Linked DNA regions of Mus musculus: region 1 is linked to region 2. A link is a loop called in an ENCODE intact Hi-C map of the cell type or tissue named here. Cell type or tissue: left cerebral cortex. All regions are shown on one strand. Each heading gives the region's core, and the rest is flanking DNA. Links, peaks and the distances in the headings are about the cores only. Region 1 overlaps G6pc3 (glucose 6 phosphatase, catalytic, 3). Region 2 holds the start of Grn (granulin).

Region 1 (11,538 bases), core at 2,101-10,100, 240 kb after region 2:
ATTAAAAAAAATTTATAGAGGCCTTAGAAGGCAGCTTACTGGGTCAGGTGATTGCCACGCCAGTTGTGGGGACCCAAGTTCAGGTCCCCAGTACTCAAGTAAAGCTAGATACAGCTGCACAAGTTTGTACACCCTAGGACTTCCACGGTGAGACGGAGGCAGAAATAGGGGAATCCTTAGGCGCTCCCAGGCCAACTGGCCTGGTACACATGACAGTAAACAGTAAGAACGCTGGGTTAAACAAGATGGAAGGCCAGGACTGTCATCCTAGGCTGTCCTCTGACTTCCACATGCCCTGCTGTACCCACTCACATGAACACATATGTATACGCATCACATGTATGTCGTACACACACTATTTTCCTTTTTTTTGTTTGTTTGGTTTTTTTTGAGACATAGTCTCATTATATAGCCCTGGCAGGCCTCAAACTCACTGCATAGACCAGGCTAGCCTCTAACTCAGAGATCTACCTGTACTTTGCTGGGATTAAAAGTGGATGCCAAGCTGGGCCTGGTGGCGCACACCTTTAATCCCAGCACTCGGGAGGCAGAGGCAGGCAGATTTCTGAGTTCGAGGCCATCCTGGTCTACAGAGTGAGTTCCAGGACAACCAGGGCTACACAGAAAAACTCTTGTCTCGAAAAACCAAAAAAACAAAACAAAACAAATAAAAGTGGGTGCCCCTGAGCCCAGCAACATTTTTTTTCTTAAAGAAATGGGTGGAATTAATATCTACTTGACTTCTATCTAGAACACAGTTATTATTTCTGGTTTTGTTTCATGCTGAGCTTCGGAATCCCATGTGTGTTTCATATGGGTAGCACATGTCAATTTAGGCTGTGCTTCCAGGGCTCAGCCACATATGGTCCAAGGCACTGACGGCGGACAGCATTAGGCAGTCAGCCCTTCGTACCGGCCAAGGTACTTAGGGGTTCCTTGGCCTAGAACTCCTCAGCCTGGTAGGATCTGCAAAGTCTGTTGGCAGGGATATCCTGTTGCAGCTGGAGAGGGCTAGTCTTTGTTCCCATGTGTGGCGAGCCCAGGACTACCTGTGCACTCTGGCAAACCAAAGGGATGGGAAGGGGACCCTAGGAAGGCTTGCTGGTGCCAGGGGCTCTGAGCTCACTGTTAAGGTTATAAGGAGGAGAGAGCATGGGGCTCAGCCTCAGGGGCAGGGTGCCCCCCCTCCCAAATAGTGCTTACTCCCCTTCTCTGCCTCCACAGTGCCGCTCCATGGGCAGTCCCCACTGGTGACGGGTGAACGTGTGGCCACCAGCATGAGGACGGTGGGTAAGCTCCCGAGGCACCGACCTCTGAGCCGCACTCAGTCCTCCCCGCTGCCGCAGAGTCCCCAGGCCCTGCAGCAGCTGGTCATGCAGCAGCAGCACCAGCAGTTCCTGGAGAAGCAGAAGCAGCAGCAGATGCAGCTGGGCAAGGTACGAGCAGAGAGGCGACGTCCTGGGCTTCCCAGGAGTGACCCAGGCTGGCGAGACACGTGGGGGCCGAGCTTCGAGGTTTCCACGGCACGTAGAATCGTGCGGGCGGGTGCCAGGCTGGGGGAGGGAGAGGAGGGGAGCAGACCTACCTGGGCTGAAGGTTGCCATGGCCACCCCCATCCCCAGACGGTGTTGCTTTCCTCTCTCAGATCCTTACCAAAACTGGGGAGCTGTCAAGGCAGCCCACCACTCACCCGGAGGAGACAGAAGAGGAGCTGACGGAGCAGCAGGAGGCCTTGCTGGGAGAGGGGGCCCTGACCATTCCCCGGGAAGGCTCTACAGAAAGTGAGAGCACCCAGGAAGACCTAGAAGAGGAGGAGGAGGAGGAGGAGGAGGAAGAGGAGGACTGCATTCAGGTCAAGGATGAGGATGGCGAGAGTGGTCCTGATGAAGGCCCTGACTTAGAAGAGTCCAGTGCTGGTTACAAAAAGGTACTTCCCACCTACCATCTTTCCTCAGTCTCTGATTTCCTTCCACTCTTGGTTGCTGGTTCCCAGTGGTGTAGTTGCCAGGCCTTGAGCAAGCTTTCTAAAGAAAAGAGGGGCGGAGAGACTAGGAGGGAGTGGGGGGTGGGGGGCTCCTGTGTTGTCTCTGAGCTGTGCCTGTCCCTTGGTGACTGCCCTTGTCTATTAACTGTGTGACTGTGTTTGTGTGTGCGTGCACGCACATGGCCTGTGTGTATCTGCGTTTGTGCCTGCGTTGCTGGTTGTGCGTTGGTCTCTGCATGCATGTGTACACACACGCCCCCACTGTTACTACAGTGTGCCTTGAGCCTAGTGCGCTCCATTCATTGCGGACACAGCCCCAAGCCCTCAGGCCTGACTCATCCCGCCCCCACCCACCCCCGCCCCTCGCAGCCTCTTACCTCAATGCTACTATTTGGGGTGACTCATCACATCCCCCATCTTTCCCATCATCGTGTAAGAGATGGCAAGCCTGGAGCATCTCCTGTCCCTGGAGGGAGCAGGTGGGAGGAGGTGGTGGAAGGAGACTTGGGGGCCCTCTGGAGGCTGAATGGGCCCTGTACTCAGCCCCATTCAGACTGAGCCTTACGCAGGCCTCTTCCTACTCCTTTCCAGTTGTTCGCAGATGCCCAGCAGTTACAGCCCCTCCAGGTGTACCAGGCACCCCTCAGCCTGGCCACTGTGCCTCATCAGGCCCTGGGCCGCACCCAGTCCTCACCTGCTGCTCCTGGGAGCATGAAGAGCCCCACAGACCAACCCACTGTGGTGAAGCACCTCTTCACCACAGGCAAGCCCTAACACTACTCCTCCCATCCTTTCCCCGTGCACCTACTTGGGCTAAGAGATGCCACAGCCACCCCCTCCCCTAGCTCCCCCACATGCTGTGCTTTCTTCTCCCAGATCCTTAGCAAAACTGCACGGAGGGGAAAGGGGTCTTCACTTCTCCCTGCGCACCACAGTTCTTCATGGGAGCAGCGGTAGCTTCTTTGCCAGCAGGAGGGTGGGCAGCCTTGATCCTACTCCCTGGGGCAGCACTGTCTTCTCTGTGCCCCACACTCCCCGCCTAGGGTGTTTGCTTCTGCACCATCTTCCCACAAGTCCTGGAGCCTTGGGTGGAATCCACTGTCTCTTTTAGTTTTTGCTCTTTTAGCCTCCTGTCCACCTTCCTCCCTGTAAGGTTGACAGTAGGCCTCAGGAGCATCCCAAGAGGTTGCCACATGCTGGGCTCTGTCAGGACACAGACTTGCAGCAGATGACATTATCTCGCCAGTGGGGAACGGTGCCCTGGGCCAACACGTTGGGGGAAGGAGGAACATACCCTAGAGGGGATGCAGAGGACGGGGATTGGGACCAGGCTGTGTTAAACAAGCGGAATTTCAGGAGAGGAAAGAGGGTGTCTAGGTGGGTGTTGGTGGAGAGCTGGGATAGCCAGTGATAAGGTTAGGGTTCAGAACAGTTGTGGCTGACACCAGGGTCTGTGGCTCAGGTGTGGTCTATGACACGTTCATGCTGAAGCACCAGTGTATGTGCGGAAACACACACGTGCACCCAGAGCACGCCGGCCGCATCCAGAGCATCTGGTCCCGGCTGCAGGAAACTGGTCTGCTCGGCAAGTGTGAGGTGAGAGAGCGCCCTGCCTTCAGCCTTCTCAGTGGTTCCCTGCTAGCAAAGCCCCTCCCATGCCCTAGCCCTCCAGCCAGTTCTGAGACCTCCTCAGTTCCATCCCTGTGTCTGCTTCTCTCGTGGTCCCCAGCTAACCTGGGGAGGAGTTCTGGAGTAAGGGAGGGGGGGTGTCTCTTCAGGGTAGGGGCATAGTTACCCCAAATCCCTTAGTTCTCCAGGAAGTTGGCTCTGTGAGCATTGGACTATAGTTGTCAAGAGAGCTGAGCCTTGTCAACAGTCTCTGGCCTCTCTTGACCTCCTCTGGCAGCGGATCCGGGGTCGTAAAGCCACACTGGATGAAATCCAGACCGTGCACTCTGAGTACCACACCCTGCTCTATGGGACCAGCCCCCTTAACCGGCAGAAGCTGGACAGCAAGAAGCTGCTTGGTAAGCTGCAAGACACGGTCCCACATGTGCCCTGCGTCCGAGTGTGAGAGTGCTGTCTTAGAGACCACCAAGCCAGAGTAGGCAGTGGTCCGAGTGGGTGTCACCAGCATGGATACTGATTGAACATACTTTGGGGTGGGCGTCAGGCATTAAGGGTGGACCTCTTCTAGAGGTAGGTCCCCAGAACAGGAGCTGGAGGCTCTAAACTGGCATGGACCATGCAGTCCGTGCCAACTGGCAACTGGGACACCTTTCAGAGCGTTTCTGTCTCTCTGCCCTGCAGGCCCCATCAGCCAGAAGATGTACGCCATGCTGCCCTGTGGGGGCATTGGGGTGAGTTGGGTCTGTGGGAGTGGGAGTGGGCAAGTGGCTTTCCCAGCTTGGCCCCTTCCTCCCCCATCCCCGTGGCTGCTGGCCTGCTCTCTGGTGCCCACTCCCATTCCTCCCCTCCCCCCCGCAGAGGGCACACTGAAGCCCGATCTCCTGCCCCTGCAGGTGGACAGTGACACGGTGTGGAATGAGATGCACTCCTCAAGTGCCGTGCGAATGGCAGTGGGCTGCCTGGTGGAGCTGGCCTTCAAGGTGGCTGCAGGAGAGCTCAAGGTAAGGATGTATAAGGACATAGGCCACGCTGTCCTTTGCAGCATGGCAAAGCACTCAGTCTTGAGTACTAAGATGGGCAGGAGCTGCAGAGACAGCCGTGGTGTGAGGGTCGTGAGGGACCAAGTAGGCACTAAGGCCTGAGACTCTTGTGTTTATCTGCAGGAGAGAGACAGCTGTTTGCCCGAGGGGCCTGCAGCTGGCATTTATAAAAGTGTTTCTTTTCCCATCACTGTCTGGCTTGTGCTTCTCTCCTGAGTCTGTCTACCCTGCCTTTCCTGACTGGTGTCCTTCTGCTTGTACTTCAGAATGGATTTGCTATCATCCGGCCCCCAGGACACCATGCTGAGGAGTCCACAGCCATGTGAGTACCCCTCTGACCTGACATCCTTCTGCCATCCTTCCCACCTTTCACTTGAAGCAAATCTCCCATCCATCGCTCAAGCTGAACTCCGCGCTCTCTTCTCCTCCCCACACCCCTCAGGGGATTCTGCTTCTTCAACTCCGTAGCCATCACAGCTAAACTCCTGCAGCAGAAGCTGAGCGTGGGCAAGGTCCTCATCGTGGACTGGGTAGGCAGTGGGGCTGGGGTGCCTGGGCAGGGCAGGGCAGAGCTAGCTGTCAGCAGCGAAGGACTTCAGAAGTGCCCTGCCTTTGGGCAGCCCGCTGCACTTCCGGGTGGCACTAGGACCCAGTCCTTGGCCTCATAGATTGATAATATCCTTCCTGCTTCAGCATCAGGAGGGCCCTTTATTCTGGTAGGGTGGCTCCTGCCCGTGAGACCCCAATTTTTTAGTCTATCCTCCCACTAGCAGCCTCCCAACAGCCAGATGTCTTACCTTGAGCAGTGGGGACAGAGATGCTACCACTACTACCAGAACCCGTTTTCCTCCCTGCCCTTCCCATAGGGGCCGCTGTGTACCAGGAACCTGACACTGCGCTGCTCACAGCCACCCCTAGCAGTGCAAAGTAGTCACCCCTTTCTCTTCCTTAGCGAGGACACTGCTTGGGTTAGCTAGCTGGGATGCCACACCTCCCCCACTCCTAAGGCTGTGGGTGCTCCTTAACCTTGTGCCACCGCCATGGTGGGAAAAGCACACACATTGCTCTCTCAGCTCCAGGCATCACTAGGCAGTTGGTCAGCGAGGGTAGAATTTTTGAGACCCACTTTTGGTTTAGAAACTGCTGTGTTCAGATGTGATGCACAGTTATCATCGCCGCACTAGGGAGGCTGAGGCAGGAGAATGGAGAGTTCAAGGCTAGCCTGCTCTATCTAGTGAGATCCTGCCTGGAAATAAAGGGAATTCATATAAATGTTGGATCCTGCTTTAGAATTTATTTGCCTGTGTTAAATTTCTTACCAGCCTGAGTTTCCCTTGCACTTCAGTGGAATGGGTTCTGCAGGGAGATAAACCATATTCATCCCATGGCTGTAGAGCCAGAATTCAGTGTCACAGACCCGGAGCCACTGGTGGGCTCATCTTCAGAGCTAATGGTAGGGTGGGTGTGGAAGAGCTGGCATGCTGAGCTTTGGATTAGAGCTTAGACTGTTGCCCAAAGCACCCTCCCATGTCCCTCATCAGGATATTCACCATGGCAACGGCACCCAGCAAGCATTCTACAACGATCCCTCTGTGCTCTACATCTCCCTGCATCGCTACGACAACGGGAACTTCTTTCCAGGCTCTGGGGCTCCTGAAGAGGTACAGTTCCTAGGCCCCCTTTGGAGTCCTTCAGGGAGGTAACAGGCCAGGACCTGCCAGGAAATCACAGTTCGTGATGCTGGTCCCCGTGACATCTGAGGGCTCCTAGTGGGAGGATCACACAGGTCTGACTGCCAGTTGAGCAAAGCAGAGGTCAAAGGAGGCAAGGGTTGGGGCAGTGTTTGGGGTGGCCAGGCAGTGATAGCAACCTCTCCTACCTTATTGCCAGGTTGGTGGAGGGCCAGGTGTGGGGTACAACGTAAATGTGGCGTGGACAGGAGGTGTGGATCCCCCCATTGGAGATGTGGAATACCTGACAGCCTTCAGGTGGGGACTGAGAAGGGCCAAAGGAGGGGTGGGGCCCAGAGCTGGCAGGGGCAGCAAGCACTCAGTTGGGGTGGTGGAGGGGTATGGCCTCGATGGAGAACAGAGCATGGCGAGGTGCAGCCTGGCCTCTGCTGGCATCAGCTTGGGCCATCCCTTTACAGGACAGTGGTGATGCCCATTGCCCAGGAGTTCTCACCTGACGTCGTCCTAGTCTCCGCTGGGTTTGATGCTGTTGAAGGACATCTGTCTCCACTGGGTGGCTATTCTGTCACCGCCAGATGTGAGCCTACTAGGGGTCTGGGAGGGTGTGGAACACTGAAGTACAGGAGACAGAGAAGAAGTTAGCATTACAGGGAGCAAGACTTAGAGCCATCTTGCTAGTTCAACCCACTCCTCTGCTGGCCTTGGTGTGGGCCCCAGGTAGAAGTGGAGTAGCAACAAAGTATCTTTCACTGAAGCTCTCTGGCCTTGATCTTCCCGAGATGCTCTTAGATGATCCAGATACATTCCATGTTAGCCTGTTCTCCATTAAGTTCACTGACATTTCACTTCGTTGCTGTCTCATTTTGTGCTATTTGTCTCATCTCTTGATGTTTGTTTGTTTCTTCTTTCTTTCTCTTCGATACAATTTACCATGTATCCTTCTCTCTTTACTCCTGTGTAAAGGTTTTGGCCACTTGACCAGGCAGCTCATGACACTGGCTGGGGGCCGGGTGGTGCTGGCCCTGGAGGGAGGCCATGACTTGACCGCCATCTGTGATGCCTCTGAGGCCTGTGTCTCGGCTCTGCTCAGCGTGGAGGTGAGTGTGGGACAGGTGGGGACTGACGGGTCAGTAGGGACATCCACTTCCCTGGGGTCTTTGGGGTTTGCCTAGGTCTGAAAACACTTGGTCAGGGAAGGGCTTCCTCCCAAAAGCCTGTGCTTGCCAGGGCTGGATGGGGATAGTCAGAGAGCTAAGTAAGCATCAGGCATCGCTCCTCATCCCACTCTAAGCCTGCTCTTCTTTCTCTGCCAGCTGCAGCCCTTGGATGAAGCAGTCTTGCAGCAAAAGCCCAGCGTCAATGCGGTTGCCACACTAGAGAAAGTCATCGAGATCCAGAGTGCGTGGGCGCAGGCAGAGGGGCTCTTATCTCAGCCTGCCCGGGAGGCGGGGCTTCTGGGAGCGGGCTACCTCTGGATCAGTCTGCTCTCCCTGAACCTGTCTGTCCTTCTTGCCATAGGCAAACACTGGAGCTGTGTACAGAGGTTTGCCGCTGGTCTGGGCTGCTCGCTGCGGGAGGCTCAGACAGGTGAGAAAGAGGAGGCCGAGACTGTGAGCGCCATGGCCCTGCTTTCCGTGGGGGCTGAGCAGGCCCAGGCTGTTGCCACTCAAGAGCACAGCCCCAGGTAAGCAGCTCACGTCCCATCCCTCTGCCCTGGCCTATGGTCACATTCTCTACTCAGTGCTCTCTCTGTGTTTGTCCCCACAGGCCAGCAGAGGAGCCCATGGAGCAGGAGCCTGCCCTGTGACACCCTGGCCCCCATCCCTCTGGGCTTCATCATTGTGATTTTGTTTATTTTTTCTATTAAAAACAAAAAGTCACACATTCAACAACGTGTGCCGTGTGGGTCTCTCAGCCTCGCCCGCCTCCAAGCTGTTTCAGAACCCCCTCCCACTACAAGGGCCCTGGGTCAGCTTTCGAATCCATTCCTTCTATGGGGCATTGGGTGCAGTACCCACTTTGCCCATGTTGTATCCCATACCCAATTCCCCGTACTCTTCTACCGTGGACAGTGCTCCAGGCAGTACTGCCAACTCTGGAGCTGCCTGAGATGGGAACAGTGATTGGTGCCTGGACTTCAGTTGGCTTTTGGGGAATGCCTTAATTTGAAATCTGCCCCTCTCCACCCTCAGGATGATGTACTACCATTTAAGATGCAGAATCGAGGGAAGGTAGGCGTCCACCCCAAACTTTCCCTTCCTCTCTATCTCCCTCACCATTCTGCAGACTCTCCTCTTTGGCCTCAGCACTGAAGACTCGTGCCCAGGATGTAGGCCTTAGACTTGTGGCCAGGCTTCTTGTCTCTTACTCCTGAGTATCCCAGGAGCTCAAAGGGTACCGGGTGGTGTGCAGCGGGGTTAGAAGGGGCCAGGAGGACCTGCGTATGCAGGCAGGTTCTCCACTTTTTTTCTATTAAACTCTCCGTCTTGTGCTGGACCAGTATAAGGAGGGGAGAAGGTAGACCCTGCATGGGGGCTTCAGGTTCATGCAAGCCCCTCTGATGTTCTGGGCCAGATTTTCTCCATCCATCAGCCTGCTGCAAGCAGAAGGGTCAAGATCCAGCTCCCTTCTGGAGCCTTTTTGCTTTGAAACCTGGGGATCGTGAAAGACAGGGTAGATATAGTTCTAGAATAGACAGGGCCAGAACCCTGTCTAGAAGCCACCCCTGTCCCCCAGAGGTGTTGGGGGGGGGGGAGTCCAGCTCTCAGCAGGAGGTTGTTAGGAGCTATCCATCTTTTCCAGTAGCCTTGTGTCCAGAGGCTGGAGCCCACAGACTTCCAGTGAATGTGGTCTAGCCTGTAGGAAACCAAAGATGGGAAATGGCTCCTAAGGGGCCAATTTTTCTTCCCCTATACCACATCCCCAGGGCTCAGCTATCTGTTTCCATATTGTCCGTATGGGGCCTGAGCAGGGCTGAGGGAGCTGGGGAGTCCCACCACTATTAGTTTTCTGTGTGTTTGCGTGCTGTCTGTATCATCCTTGCACTGAACCAGAGGCTGCTCACCTCCCACTCTCTCCCCGTAGGCTGATCTTATCCTGTGCCAACCCACTCCTGCTTTGTCTCCCTGGACATGGATTTTAGTTCAGTAGTTTGTATCCCAACACATGGTTTTTGTCTTCGTGTAAATAAACTTATTTGTGGCAGTGCTTTCTGGGAATAATGTCTGATCTGTGGGCTCGCAAATGGGAGTAAAAGTTCTCACTCCTTTCCTAGCCAAAATGCTGCCTTTTCTTCACTCTTGGCCCAGAATTCAGTCTGAGAAGCTGAAGGCCAGGGCAGGAGATCTGTCCTACTGTGGAAGGCTGGGTTCCAGTGAACTGTCACTGCCATATCTCATCTTGTCTGCCATGGCCTTGGCGGGGAGGTGGGGGGTAGGTCCCAGCAGAATTTCCAACCCCCTTTTACTTTTGTCTTTGTAGAGTCAGGAATGGGGTGGAGGCTCTGTTGGTACTTATAGAGGTCGGTAGAGATGAGAGCACAGACAAGAAAAGAATTCACAAGTTCCAAGGGCTTTATTGGGGTCTTCCTGAGCAGCTCCCCCTCCCCACCAGGCCTCCTGTTGCTTTTGCTTTGTGGGGACCTGGGGGATGGCTTAGCCTCCTGGAAACAGAGGTCCTTCTTTAAAAGGGAGCTAAGACTGCAAAGCATGAGACAGAAATGAAGTTCAAGGTGAGCGGGCCTGCTCCGGAGCCCAGGAAAAGGGCTGTCTCTTAGAGTGTGGTGGTTGGTCGAGGAGTGTTGTCTTTGGGGCAAGGGAGGCAAAACACATCAAGAGGAGCGAATGGGCGGTGCTTCCTGGTCACTCAATGTGTGCACCACCCAGGGCACAAGGGCCAAGACCAGGCACGGCCAGAGGGTATACTTGAGGAAGTTGAAGATGTAGAAGAGGCTGATCTGAGGTGGGTAGCCCAGCCATTCCAGGAAGACCAGCAGCCCCATGGCCAGCACAAAGCAAGCTATTTTCTGGCCATTCCCTAGGTGCGCCCGCCGTATCTGGGCATAGCAGGGAGTGTGGAGGGCAATGCCCAGACCCAGGGCAGATCCTGAGTCACGGCTCAGTGAGGCAAAAGGCCGACTGTCCATGTGCACCCACTCGGGCCGTTCACACCACTTGGAAGCCAGGTTGATGGACCTGTGGGGAAGATGAGTCTTTGCCAGGAGAGCCTGGGATCCAGAGAGCCACTGGCTTGTAGCCATCTCACAAGGGGGCTGCGCCCATGTGTTATGACCCCATATCTCTTGTCTAGAAACAGTTAATGCATGCTTCTATAGTCAACTGAAATCCACTACCTAGGTACAAGTGAAACAGGACAGGACCTGGCTGCCCAGACTCTAAAGTAGGACTTACCAGGAAAGATCTAGGCCCAGTGTAAAGAGAGTCCAATACATGAGGCTGGCACCCAGCATGAGGGCCAGAGCAGTCAACCCATAAAAGCTAAGCTCCCGCTCCATGGGTACCCGGGGGCTCATTAGCCAGCCAAGGGCAGCACCTAAGGGAACGGGACAAAAAAAAATCAGTTTCAAGATGTTTGGGGAAATGACCCACCCCCTCGCCTGCAATTCATCTCAGCAGGAGAACAAACTAAGACAGAAGTGGGGACCTTAAGGTTGGCTCTACAGACGCTGGGACTGCTGAGAAGTTCCTAGACTGGTCCTCCCATTGCCAAAGACACCCTCTTGGGCCACCCTTTTGCCCCAGTTGCTTACCAACAATAAGGCCGCCCAACACTTGGTGAGGGAAATGTGCTAAGAGGAAGACCCGAGATAGGCCGACTGCCAATAGGAAGGTACAATAAGCCAGGCCAGGAATCACCCTCACCCAGGGGCTGGAAAGAAGAGAGACGAGTGGCTCAAGGGATGTCCAACACGGCTTGACTTTCCTCAGCATCCAAATCCTCAAAAGTTTGAGCCAACACCCCCAGGTCACCACAACTCCAGCTTCCAAACTAACATGCTGTGGAGATTGCGGAATCTAGAATGCTCCTACTAGTGGGCCATACTAAGGTCATACCTGCGGGACCGAGAAGCCACCTGAGAAGAAATGGCCGTCATTACAGGCCAAAGAGCTGCGCCTGTGATCATGCAGTGGCCGGAGGGGCTGCCTGCCGGGAGATCCAGAAGTTCATGGTGAAA
Region 2 (11,538 bases), core at 1,407-9,406:
CAGTGCCCTCAGAGCCTCGTGCCCTTGCTGTGGGCACCAGCATTCCAGCCTGGAGGTTTGACCCCAAGAGTGGTAAGTGTTAGGGGCAGGGTGCCGGTGCTAGAGGATGGGGCTTCTGTTGGAGGTGGCAGAACATTGAGTCTGATGAACTCCCCTGGCCTCTTTCTAGGACTGTGGGTACGAAATGGCACTGGTGTGATTCGGAAGGAAGGCCGACAGCTCTACTGGACTTTTGTCTCCCCGCAGCTAGGGTACTGGGTAGCTGCCATGGCCTCCCCTACATCTGGTGAGATTGGTGGGGCAGTGGGGGAGGGGCAGTAGGGGGAAGGGAAGGGTGGGAGAGTTGTGAAAGGTGAGAAGGGCGTCCTAAGCCCTTGCCTGGCACAGGGCTGGTTACCATCACCTCAGGCATTCAGGACATTGGCACCTACCACACAATCTTCCTGCTGACGATCCTGGCTGCCCTGGCGCTGCTGGTGCTCATTCTGCTGTGTCTACTGATCTACTACTGCAGGTGAGTTCACCTGGGGCCCTGTCCCACCTTCTCTCACCACATCCCAAGCCCTGCTCCTGTGCTCTGCACTGGGGTCCCAAAGATGCTTCTAGAAGATCCTTAAAGTGCTTCCAGGAAAGAATGCCAATGCAAAAGCTAAGACTCCAGAGACTGGTGGCTTTAGAGAATGGGGTGACAGATGGCAGGACCTGCAGGCCTTGCCTCTGCAGAGACTCCAATCGCGGCTCCAACCAGCCCAGCTCTCACTCCCAGAGCAGGCACTCCTAGCTGCTGTACATGCCAAACGTTGCCAAGTTTACCCCCATGAAGCTGAACGGGTGCAGCTCCTAGATGAATGATCTTCTTTCTACAAACAGCTTCTAGACATCATCTGGGTCCCCCACCATTTCTCTCGAATGTTCCAGGCATCCTTCATCTCCACCTCACTGCTGTCTCCATCCCTTATGTCAGCAGCTGTGGCGGTTTACGGAAATACCTTTACTTTCGGCATCCCTGAGCGCCTGTCTCTTTCCTCCTCTGCAGAAGACGCTGCTTGAAGCCTAGACAACAGCACCGCAAGCTGCAGCTCTCCGGCCCCTCGGACAACAAACGAGATCAGGCTACGTCGATGTCTCAACTCCATCTCATCTGCGGGGGACCCCTGGAGCCTACGTCGTCGGGAGACCCCGAGGCCCCTCCCCCAGGCTCCCTACACTCGGCCTTCTCCAGCTCCCGAGACTTAGCATCCTCGCGGGATGACTTCTTCCGTGCCAAACCGCGCTCCGCCAGCCGACCGGCCGCCGAGCCTCCTGGTGCCCGCACCGTTGAGGGTGCCGGGCTCAAGAGCGCCCGCTCCGTCGAGGGTCCTGGCGGGCTGGAGCCCAGCCTGGACGAATACCGGCGGGGTCCAGCCGGGGCCGCGGCCTTCCTGCATGAGCCTCCCTCGCCGCCGCCATCCTTCGACCATTATCTGGGCCACAAGGGGGCGGCCGAGAGCAAGACCCCCGACTTTCTGCTGTCACAGTCGGTAGACCAGCTGGCGCGGCCGCCGTCCCTCAGCCAACCGGGCCAGCTCATTTTCTGCGGTTCCATCGACCACCTCAAGGACAACGTGTACCGCAATGTCATGCCCACCCTGGTGATCCCCGCACACTATGTGCGCCTGGGCGGAGAGGCGGGCGCCGCGGGAGTGGGCGACGAAGCCACCCCGCCGGAGGGCTCGGCCGCCGGCCCCGCGCGCCCCTTCCCTCAACCCGACCCCCAGCGCCCCCTGATGCAGGGCCACGCGGGTGCGGGAGGCGACAGCGGTGGCGGCGAGGGCTGGGGCGGCGGGCGCTCCGCACCGGTCAGCGGCTCGGTCACCATTCCGGTGCTGTTCAACGAGTCCACCATGGCGCAGCTCAACGGCGAGCTGCAGGCTCTAACCGAGAAGAAGCTGCTGGAACTGGGAGTGAAGCCTCACCCGCGCGCCTGGTTCGTATCCCTGGACGGACGTTCCAATTCACAAGTGCGCCACTCCTACATCGACCTGCAGGCGGGCAGCGGCGGCCGCAGCACCGATGCCAGCCTGGACTCAGGCGTCGACGTGCACGAGGCTCGACCTGCGCGCCGCCGGCTCCCGAGGGAAGAGCGGGAGCGCGCGCAGCTGCCCGCGCCGCCGCCGCCCGCGCCCCCGCGCCTGGCGCTCAGCGAAGACACAGAGCCCAGCAGCAGCGAGAGCCGCACCGGCCTCTGCTCGCCGGAGGACAACTCGCTAACGCCCCTGCTGGACGAGGTGGTGGCACCCGAAGGCCGGGCAGCCACGGTACCCAGGGGTCGGGGCCGCAGCCGTGGGGACAGTTCCCGCAGCAGCGCCAGTGAGCTGCGGCGCGATTCGCTCACCAGCCCGGAGGACGAGCTGGGGGCGGAGGTGGGCGACGAGGCTGGCGACAAGAAGAGCCCGTGGCAGCGGCGGGAGGAGCGGCCGCTAATGGTGTTCAACGTCAAGTAGTGCGGCCCGGGGGTCACCCACCGCCCCTGCAGGTTCCCAGAGTGCGCGCCCCGGGATGCTATGGCGGAGGGGCATGCGCTCTTATCCCGGAGAAGAGCTCAGGGGTCGGCAGAGCTCATCTGTGGTATGTGCTGGGGGAGTGTCTTGGGAAGGGACCCTGGATTGGCCTCCAAACAGAGGGAGGTGGGAGGGACCCGGTCCCCCATGGGAGGGGCTGGGGAAGAGGGCTGGGGTGGGGGAGCAGTGCCTGTATAAACGTGGCTGTACATAGAAAGATCTATTGTGGGAGAGCAGGAGGGGCGAGCCAGCCTCAGCTGCTAGGGTGAGGGCTGGGAAGGGAGGGGCAATCTCTGTGGACCCTTGGGAGGGGAGGGGTGCTGCTTGGATGTCACAGGGCTGGTGGCTGGGGCGATCCTGGAGACTAGAGGATAATGTGATAACACTCTTGACAACAAAAAAAATACAAAGCTGGTGAGGTTAAAGCTCTGTCTTTCTCTCTCTCTCTCTCTCTCTCTCTCTCTGTGTGTGTGTGTGTGTGTGTGTGTGTGTGTGTGTGTGTGTGTGTGTGTGTATGTGTATGTGTATGTGTGATTTTTTTTTTCCTATGGGGAATGCTGGTATCAGAGGGCCCTGGCGCAACAAATCAGATACTATTCAGAAAGTGTACAAACTTTATTGGAGCAACACACGCACACGCGCACACACACACAAGCAAGCTCACAGAACACCTGTGGCTCGGGAAGAGCACCTGGCCACAAGGTCCACAGAAACCGGAAGAAATGGCAGTTTGATACGGGGCTTTTGGCCACAGCCTTCTTTCCATAAAAGAAGGTTTTAGTTTGAGGCTCCACCTCCCATGGTGATAGGGTGACTCAGGATGAGTAGGCCGGGGAGACGTTAGGGGAGGAGGCGCTAGGGAGGCCTGAGTAGTGGGTACCCTCGGAACAGGGTTCCCAGGACTGTGGAGTTCCTTAAGTCTGTAGCCCTTCCTTACAGTAGCGGTCTTGGGACCGGATCCCTCAAAAACATGTCCCAGCGAGGAATCTTCTTTCGCAAACACTTGGTTCCCCTGGCTGAACAGTGGAAGCCACCGGGGCAACAGTGACGTCCATCTCTACAGCAGACACCCTGGATAGTCAAAGGAGAGTAAGTACTAGACAGGGCAGAATACAGCCCATGGCCACACCCAGCCCCAGAGTCAGGGTCACACTGACCTTTAGGTAGGGACAGCAGGCCCAGACTCCTGCACTGTCTTTACAACAGGTCTGGTTATCATGGCAGAAATGCCCTTCTCCACACTCCACATTCCCAACCTTAGGGCCGAGGGTCAGGAGCACGGGAGGCTGGATAAAATCGACATCCTTCTCACAGGTCCTCGCCTTCACATTGCAGGTGTACCCGGCCGGGCAACAGTGCTGCCGGTCCTCACAGCACACAGCCTGTGGAGCGAGGGGATGGGATCACACTCATATCCCAAGAACACAGCTCCCTTCCCCCAGGGCGGTGGGGTGGAGACTCACATGGGGCAGCTGGCAGCAGGCCCAACTTCCCTTGAGGCTTGGGCAGCAGGTTTGCCCTACTGGGCAGCTGGTATGCTGGTCACAACCGATATCTCCAATTTGGAGCGGGGTTGTCTGGCGGGCAGGTATCTTCTCCAGGCCAGCCACCATTGTGTCTCCCTTCTGACAGTACCCCTGAGCCAGACATGTGAAGCCCTGAGGGCAGCAATGCTGGTTGTCTGAGCAGCAGACAGCCTAGGGGTGGGCAGAGAAGAATGTCCCTACAGAGGACCATGGGAGTCTACCTCTCTAGCTCATAGCTTCTCCTGCTGGGGACAGGTCACAGCACTGGGTACCCACCCTGGACTAGACAGAGTGCAGAAGAAATAAAGCCACGGGACTCTTGCCACCCACCTGCCCAGGCCAAGATGCTATCTCTACCCCCTCAGGGCTGCCTCCCTTTCTATGTTACCTCTGGGATGGGACAGCAGCCCCAGTCCCCAGAATTGAGTTTGCAGCAGGTATTGTTTGTAGGACACCTAGTGAAGTCATCACAAGGTGTATCACTCTTCAAGATCTGTGGGTCTGGCAGGCGGAGGGGGGCTATGACCTTCTTCATCCAGGGTACTTGGAGGATACCCATTTCGCAGGTTCCTTTCTCTGTGTGACACTGAAACCCTGCCGGGCAGCAATGAATGTGATCCTCACAACACACGGCCTAAGGTAGACAGGGCAAAGCCAATAAGCACTGGTACCAAGCTGGCTGCCCCTTCCGCTTGGACTGCAGTGCCCACTGCTCCCAGGTACCTTGGCAAATGGACAGCAGCCCCAGGCCCCAGTGTTGAGGCGGCAGCAGGTATATCCTTCAGGGCAGCTCACCTCCATGTCGCACTTCACCTCCTTCACTGTGAGGTGGGCAGAGACCAAATCATCAAAGGCAGTGGGACCAGGTGCGGAGAACGGAGCACACAGCTAACCCAGTCACAGTGAGCCTCATGCAAGGCCAGTGGAGAGGGTCTACAACTGCCAGGTCCCTCCATGCGGCCATCAAAACCCACCCAGCTGATAGCCATTCCATAACTGACAAGAACCCCTCTTTATTGAGGGAATGAAATGGGGTCTAGTTTGGTCCTGTACCTGGGTATCCAGGCAGCTTGGTCAGGAGATCCGTGGTGTAGTTCTTGGATAGGCACTTACTCTGGATCAGGTCACATACAGTGTCCTGGGGGCAGCAGTGCAGGTGGTCGGAACAGCAGATGGCCTAGGTTGGGACAAGTATAAGTCTCTGAACTCCAGTAGTGAGGACAGGGAGCGAGCCAGGCTGATAGCGTACACTATTTCAAACCGCCACTAGGGGGCAGCATGAGCCTTAGAGCTCTCAGGGATCAGCCCAGTGCTTGGAGCCTCCTTGTAAGACTATATATGGGCTCAGGGGAATCCAGCCATTCACTCACATTGGGCATTGGACAGCAGCCATACTTCCCAGTGGGTAGCTCACAGCAGGTAGAATCATCGGGACACTGGGTCTTAGCATCAGGGCACACGACAGAAAAAGGCAAAGACACTGAAAGAGCAATGAGGCATGTGGAGGGGTTGCCAGGATGGTGGGGACTTTTTCCCATCCAAGAGTCAAATGTGGCTTCACCCCCCAGGTGCTGCTGGCTGGGTGGCTCCCAGCCTCCTCACCTGCCCTGTTGGTCTTTTGTGCAGGGAACTTCTTTAGTAGGGTGTGGGTGCCCGTGGGTGAAACGCATCGTGTGTGAACCAGGTCACAGGAGGCCCCATGGGGACAGCAATGCACTCTGTCTTCACAGCAAGAGGCCTGAGAAGAGACAGATAATCCTCAATCCATCTGCATCAGCCCCAGGTCCCAGTTCCACCCCGCTACCCGCTAGTCACCATTTCCCTACACCTGTACCTGGGGCATGGGACAACATCCCCACGAACCATCAACCATAATGCAGCAGGTGGCAGAGTCAGGACATTCAAACTGGCTCCCAGGACACTGGACAGCACCCAAGGGGTTATCTGCAAATAGAAGAACCCAGAATTCCATTAATCTAGTCAGCAAAGGCCATTCACCAGGACCGTCAAGAAGGAACTGCTGGTCCAGCTACAGGAGGTTTAGTGGCCAGTCCCAGGGCTTAGGTGATCTCCCAGGTAGCCCCTACTGCAGAGAGACAACTAAGGCATCCAGTGGTGTTAAACCACTCCAGCATGGCCTCTCCGTGTCCCCAGACCCCTAATTCGGCATCCTTATCTGTCACCTTCTTCTCTCAGAACTGCCCCTCTGTTCTGGAATCAGGGCCACCCAGGCGGTTGGGCTCCTGGGCCCTTCAGGTGCCACCCGATGTCCCTCCCCACATGCCCCCCTCCCCTGTGCCCCACAGCACCTGACATCTGGAAGCAGGATTTCCCATCTGCACTACAGTGGAAGCCCTGGGGGCAGCAGTGGTAGCCATCACCACAAGACACACCCTATGGACACAGAGAGGTCTGTGTGAGCAAGACGCTTTTGCTTGGGACTATTAGAGTGAAGGAAAGAGGTAAACACAGATTTTAAGCACACACACACACACACACCCCAACTCCCCAAGCCAATGGCACTGTCACCTTAGAGAACGGGCAGCAGCTGGAAGTCCCAGACACAGTGAGAAGACAAGAATAGCCAGCAGGACAGTGGCCATGGGTCTGGCAGGAGCCATCTAGATGATGGCTCGTTATTCTAGGCCATGTGTCCTGGAAAGAAGAGATGACATCAACCAAAGGGTCTGTGCCAGCCTTGCTCTGGTCAATCCAAGGTAGCCAGCCCTTCAAAAGGCCCGGGGTGCCAACTGGGGCAGGAGGCACTCACCAGAAGAGGGTTACAGCAGCTGTAGTTGGCTCCTCCCTGGTCAAGGCAGCAGGCAACAGGGCAGAACTGCCCATCTGGACACTGTGTTCCGGCTACCAGCCCTGCCGCGAAGGCCAGCCAGCTCATCAGGACCCACATGGTCTGCCTACAAATGCCAAGCAAAGTTTGGCAGCCACCTTAAACTCTGTGCCACCTTCTACTCTGAGGCCACGCACTCCCCTGTGCTCTGACCAAGGCCCTGGCTTCATTGAGTCTTCTCAACAAGCCAACAGGAAAGCAAGCAGATGTGTCGCTTGTGTCAGCGTCCTACCAGTGTGCAGCAAGCGCACATGCGTCAGCTGGCACACACTGTGGGCATGAACACGTGTGGATTCATGGCCTCACATACGGCTGAGACTCTGGGTAAGTGGGGGGGGGGGGCACGGGGTATGGCAGTCAGGAAGGCATGTGGCTTTTGTGGCTTTATCTATGGGACTGTGGGCTAACTGGGAGGCAGAGGAGACCTCAGCAGACACAGGAGGATGGCCAGCCCCACTGCCGGCACTGAACTGCCACCTGTAGCTTTCAAAAGCCTTGGGGGATGGAGAGGGACAGTCATCAGTCACATGATCATATGGGAAACCGAGCAGTGGAGAAAGTTGTAAAAACAGAAGTGCAGTGGTCAGTGGGGTCTGGTCTGGCTTCCCTATGGGCCAGCCACCGCCTACCCACAACTGTCCCCCCACCCCACCCAAGGGAAGGGGACACAGAGACTGGATCAGCCTTAAAGCTAACTTCATGGTGAGCCCTTCCCGACATCACCAGGGCACCTCAAACGGACCGCCTCCGTCTCTCCCCCCTCAGAAACCGAAACTCAGCTGCAAGTGGGAAGACCCAGCACAGTGCCTCACTGCCTCAGCAGGAGGAACCGAGCCTCTCACTTCCCTAATAAGCCTTTCCCCAGCCCAGCTGGCCTACCCAGCAACCCAGAATGACCCAACAATATTCAAAGACCCTCTAGGGAGTCTTTCTCCCTCTCCTTACTGTATTTCTCTGCAACAACTATGCAAAACAGTAATTATAATATTACTTTCACTTTTCAAATCCATGCCTAAGGATCAAGTCAGGGAAAAAAGACGGGATATGGGACTGGGTTCATATGCCAACTGGTCTCCCTGAATATTGTCAGAGAAGGACCCTGAATCCCAGAGGCCAGAGGTCCAAACAGGACAGGACAGAGCATTTTTCTGGCAGGTGACCCAAGCAGGATAGAAACAGGGTGGGAGCCGGGCGGTGGTGGTGCACACCTTTAATCCCAGCACTTGGGAGACAGAGGCAGACAGATTTCTGGTTTTGAGGCCAGCCTGGTCTACAGAGTGAGTTCCAGGACAGCCAGGGCTACACAGAGAAACCCTGTCTCGAAAAACCAAAAAAAAAAAAAAAAAAAAAAAATAATAATAATAATAATAATAATAATAATAAAATATTTAAAAAGTAGGTACAGAGACTTGGGTTTTAGTCCTGGAAGTGACACTCTATGTCAGAAATTGCTCCCTGTGTCTCAATTCTTCTCTGCCTGGACACTGGTGGCTATGAAAGACAGGAAATGCCACCCACACATGGCAGGCATGCTTTTGATCCCAGCATTTGGGAGGCTGAGGTAGGAGGGTTGCAAGTGCCAGGCCAACTTGGGCTATAAGGTGAATCCCAGGCCAGCCTGGGCTACATAGAAGGATCTGCCATCTTTCTCTTTCCTTCTCTAGGTCTTTTCAAGTGCCCTTTCACCTAATTCAAAGAACATCCCAGAGGCCATCTCCTAACCAGGAAGGGGTAGGGAAGACCCAGTTCCTCTCAACGGGGCTAGGGAGTGGTGAGCCCCTGGCCACCTCTACACTACACAGCTAGGGAGAACTGGAGCCTTTCAAAGCCCTAGCTCCGACATCTTCCACTAGGTGGCACCCCCCAACTCTGAGTGTCGAGGGGAAATGAATTTCCTAAAAGGTGAGCCAATCCAGATGAGAGGCAGCGGGGGAAAAGTGGCGGGGAGAGGCGGAAATTAGCTCTCTCGCCCCCCAAGAAAGGAAATAAAGCTGACACAACCCAGGGACTCAGCCATCACGCCCTGGTCCTGCTCGCAACCCCTTTGAGCTCTGGGGGCCAAGGGCCGGAGATCCCCACCCAATGCACGCCGCCGCAGAGAACACTTGCAGCGTCCGAAAGAGAAAGAGCCGGACCTGGAGACAGAGGTGGGAAGTACGGACAAGAGAGGAGCTGGCCCAAGAGTGGGGTGGTTCCTGTCCTGGAGAAAGGCCTGCAGCTTTCCGACATGCTGGGCAAGAGAAGCCTCTTATTGGGGGGGAGGGGGTGCGGGGAGGTGTCTCTACAACAACTGCCCCCACCCCTCCAAAAAAGAAAAGAAAAAAACAACCTCGTTAGTGCATCAGAAACCCCTAGGGGAGTTTCAAGAGGCAGGTCTTCTCTTGTCTCTGAGCTGAGACTCCAGAGGACCCTCAATTGCACAGGCAGCCTGGTCAGGCCTCTGGACCTCTGGACAGTAGCCGGGGAGATTGTCTGCAGAGGGTCCTCCTACCTGCGTCGGGGTCCGGGCTCCCTGGGAGGCATCTGGCGGTCAGCTCCAGGACTAGGGCTTGGCCGCACGATGGCCCGCCCACCTCAATTTCCATTAGCCATTGCTCGGAGATCCAGGGCTTCCATTGGTTACTTGTCTACGTAGAGGCGGGACTCTCCTGGAATGCTGTGTTTCTTTTCTACTCAGTTCACATTCCTCCTCCCTTTCCTCTTTCTCCCCACACCCCATTTCTAGGGATCATGTGATTAGAGAATCATATGACAACATAGCCCGCCTCCCCCAGGGCAGAGCTTGCTGGTTTGGGTTCTGGCGGCAGAGTGTTGCAGAGATGAGACACCTCATGCCTAAGGGCACCCACAGTTAGGAGAGCTGCCCTGAGGGCACGCGTTCAAGGTCGTTTACTGGAGGGTGTCTGCTTCTGGATCGGGACTTTTGTACATTCCTGTCTCTTCACGCCTGGCAGACAAGGACTCGAAACCAGTTGGAAGATGGTTGTGAGGGTGAAGATAAATAGTCCCCAGGTTTGAATGGGGAGAGTGGCTTAGACTAAATCTAATAAAGGTTCAAGGGCGAGTACCGGGCACTGTAGATGTGTGTAGGGAGGAGGCAGGAGATTGGCTCAAACTGGGGGGAAGAAGAGATTTAAATCCATATTGATAGCACTGCATTAAATTGAAGCTGAAAGAATTTTAAGAGGCTGATAAGGTGGGACAGAGGAACTTGAAACTAGATTGGGAAAGACAGTGAATCCTTTCCTTGGGTAGTTTATATCTTGTTCTTTACAGACAGCCTCTAGCAAGGGTTGAAAGCCACGTTCAAGATAAGGGCATTAGCCAAGTGTGTGGCACTGCCTGTGGAGTAGGCTGGTGGCTGTCGAGATGGAAGGGGTTTCCTTGTTTCAGCTGTCCCCACCTTCGAGGAATTGTTATGGTGGGTGAATAGAGACCATGGGGGTCAGCCATACAGTTCAGGACAGTGGGAGTCTTACATAGAGAGGAGTGCATGCAGGGTTGTGGAATTCCGTGAGGGCTTCTTACACTGGAGTCCCAGAAAGTGTGTAAGACTGGTGCATCATTCTGCATCCTGATGGTGTTAGCATAGGTGTTCCATGACATTCATACAGGTGTCCCCAGAACAGACCATTGCTTATGCTTCTAGTGAGACACAGCCATCTGCGGAGGCTGAGGAAGGGGTGCTGCTGAACCCCAGGAGTTGGAAACCAGACTCAGCAACATTGCAGCTCACCCTCTGAGTCAGGGTTTCCTGTGTTCCAGACGAGCTTCAGCTTGATAGATAGCTGACACAGAACTTCTCAGTTTTCTGCCCCCATCTCCCAAGCGCCACGATTGCAAGTGCAGATTGCCGTGTTTAGTTTCTGTGCTGCTGGGATTAGACCTAGGGCCTTGAGCATGCTGAGCTACAAGTGCTACCAACTGAGCTACATCCTAGACGCAGCACTGCCTCAAGGGGAAATAAAATGGGGAGCAGGTAAAAGCTTAACAAACCTGCTTCCTTTGTTTCACAAGACAGAAATGACTCCCAGAAACCACGACTTCTGACTTCTGCACACACACCATAGCATTAGCGCACCCCCAGACTTACATACGCAATCGCTTGAAATAAATAATAAAAAGGTAGAACAAACTTCTGGGGCTACAGCTTAATGGCATTGCTCTAATCTAACACGAGAGGTTCTGGTTTCCGTCTGAAGGAGGGAGCGCATATTTCACAGAACAACATTTGGACAGTCGATCTGTCCACCTGGTTTTGTTTATCAAGAAAGGGTTTCTCTGTGGAGTTCTGGCTAGCCTGGAACTCACTCTATAGACCAGGCTGGACTCAAACACAGAGAGATCCACCTGCCTCTGCCTCCTCAGTGCTGGGGTTCAAAGCCACATACCACCACCACCACCCTACCTTGTTTATCTTGTTTGTTTGTTTGTTTGTTTTGGTTTTGGTTTTGGTTTTTTTCGAGACAGGGTTTCTCTGTATAGCCCTGGCTGTCCTGGAACTCACTTTGTAGACCAGGCTGGCCTCGAACTCAGAAATCCGCCTGCCTCTGCCTCCCCAGTGCTGGGACTAAAGGCATGCGCCACCACGCCCGGCGTTTACCTTGTTTTTAAGGCAAGGTCT

What was found. Hi-C counts contacts between places; a loop is a spot of excess contacts. Peaks named below come from ENCODE experiments on the same cell type or tissue, not always from the same donor. Only the 100,000 strongest peaks of a DNase experiment are listed, where the experiment ranks them.
Region 1: it touches region 2 in a loop (2.3-fold over the local background); 2 of 42 quality-filtered maps call a loop at or near these places.

Annotation. Positions count from the first base shown.
Region 1 is chr11:102,192,442-102,203,979 of GRCm38, reverse strand. It overlaps G6pc3 (glucose 6 phosphatase, catalytic, 3), which reads right to left. Exons shown (of 6, transcript NM_175935.3): 3 at 11,417-11,507; 4 at 11,113-11,231; 5 at 10,754-10,895; 6 at 9,899-10,537. The coding sequence ends at 10,174. It overlaps Hdac5 (histone deacetylase 5), which reads left to right. Exons shown (of 27, transcript NM_010412.3): 12 at 1,225-1,436; 13 at 1,646-1,927; 14 at 2,576-2,747; 15 at 3,447-3,580; 16 at 3,891-4,011; 17 at 4,295-4,344; 18 at 4,507-4,614; 19 at 4,920-4,975; 20 at 5,096-5,183; 21 at 6,195-6,314; 22 at 6,544-6,641; 23 at 6,803-6,921; 24 at 7,308-7,441; 25 at 7,658-7,742; 2 more. The coding sequence ends at 8,151. Among named protein-coding and RNA genes, the nearest start is that of G6pc3, 8.5 kb to the right of the region's middle. In left cerebral cortex, for the core only: CTCF peaks have their summits at 2,519 (motif pointing left), 5,523, 8,148 and 8,351; DNase peaks (open chromatin) are centred at 2,339, 7,682 and 9,372; H3K27ac peaks cover 292 bases.
Region 2 is chr11:102,428,408-102,439,945 of GRCm38, reverse strand. Grn (granulin) reads right to left here and starts at 9,439. Exons shown (of 13, transcript NM_008175.5): 1 at 9,406-9,439; 2 at 6,837-6,981; 3 at 6,596-6,721; 4 at 6,376-6,460; 5 at 5,901-6,010; 6 at 5,669-5,804; 7 at 5,437-5,546; 8 at 5,120-5,243; 9 at 4,790-4,887; 10 at 4,455-4,700; 11 at 4,004-4,237; 12 at 3,698-3,922; 13 at 3,137-3,611. The coding sequence starts at 6,974. The coding sequence ends at 3,474. Fam171a2 (family with sequence similarity 171, member A2) reads left to right here. Exons shown (of 8, transcript NM_199200.2): 5 at 1-72; 6 at 170-286; 7 at 388-514; 8 at 1,037-2,965. The coding sequence ends at 2,483. In left cerebral cortex, for the core only: CTCF peaks have their summits at 1,465 (motif pointing right), 2,261, 5,325 (motif pointing right) and 8,764 (motif pointing right); DNase peaks (open chromatin) are centred at 7,001, 7,432, 7,666, 8,775 and 7 more places; H3K4me3 peaks cover 2,396 bases; H3K27ac peaks cover 2,418 bases.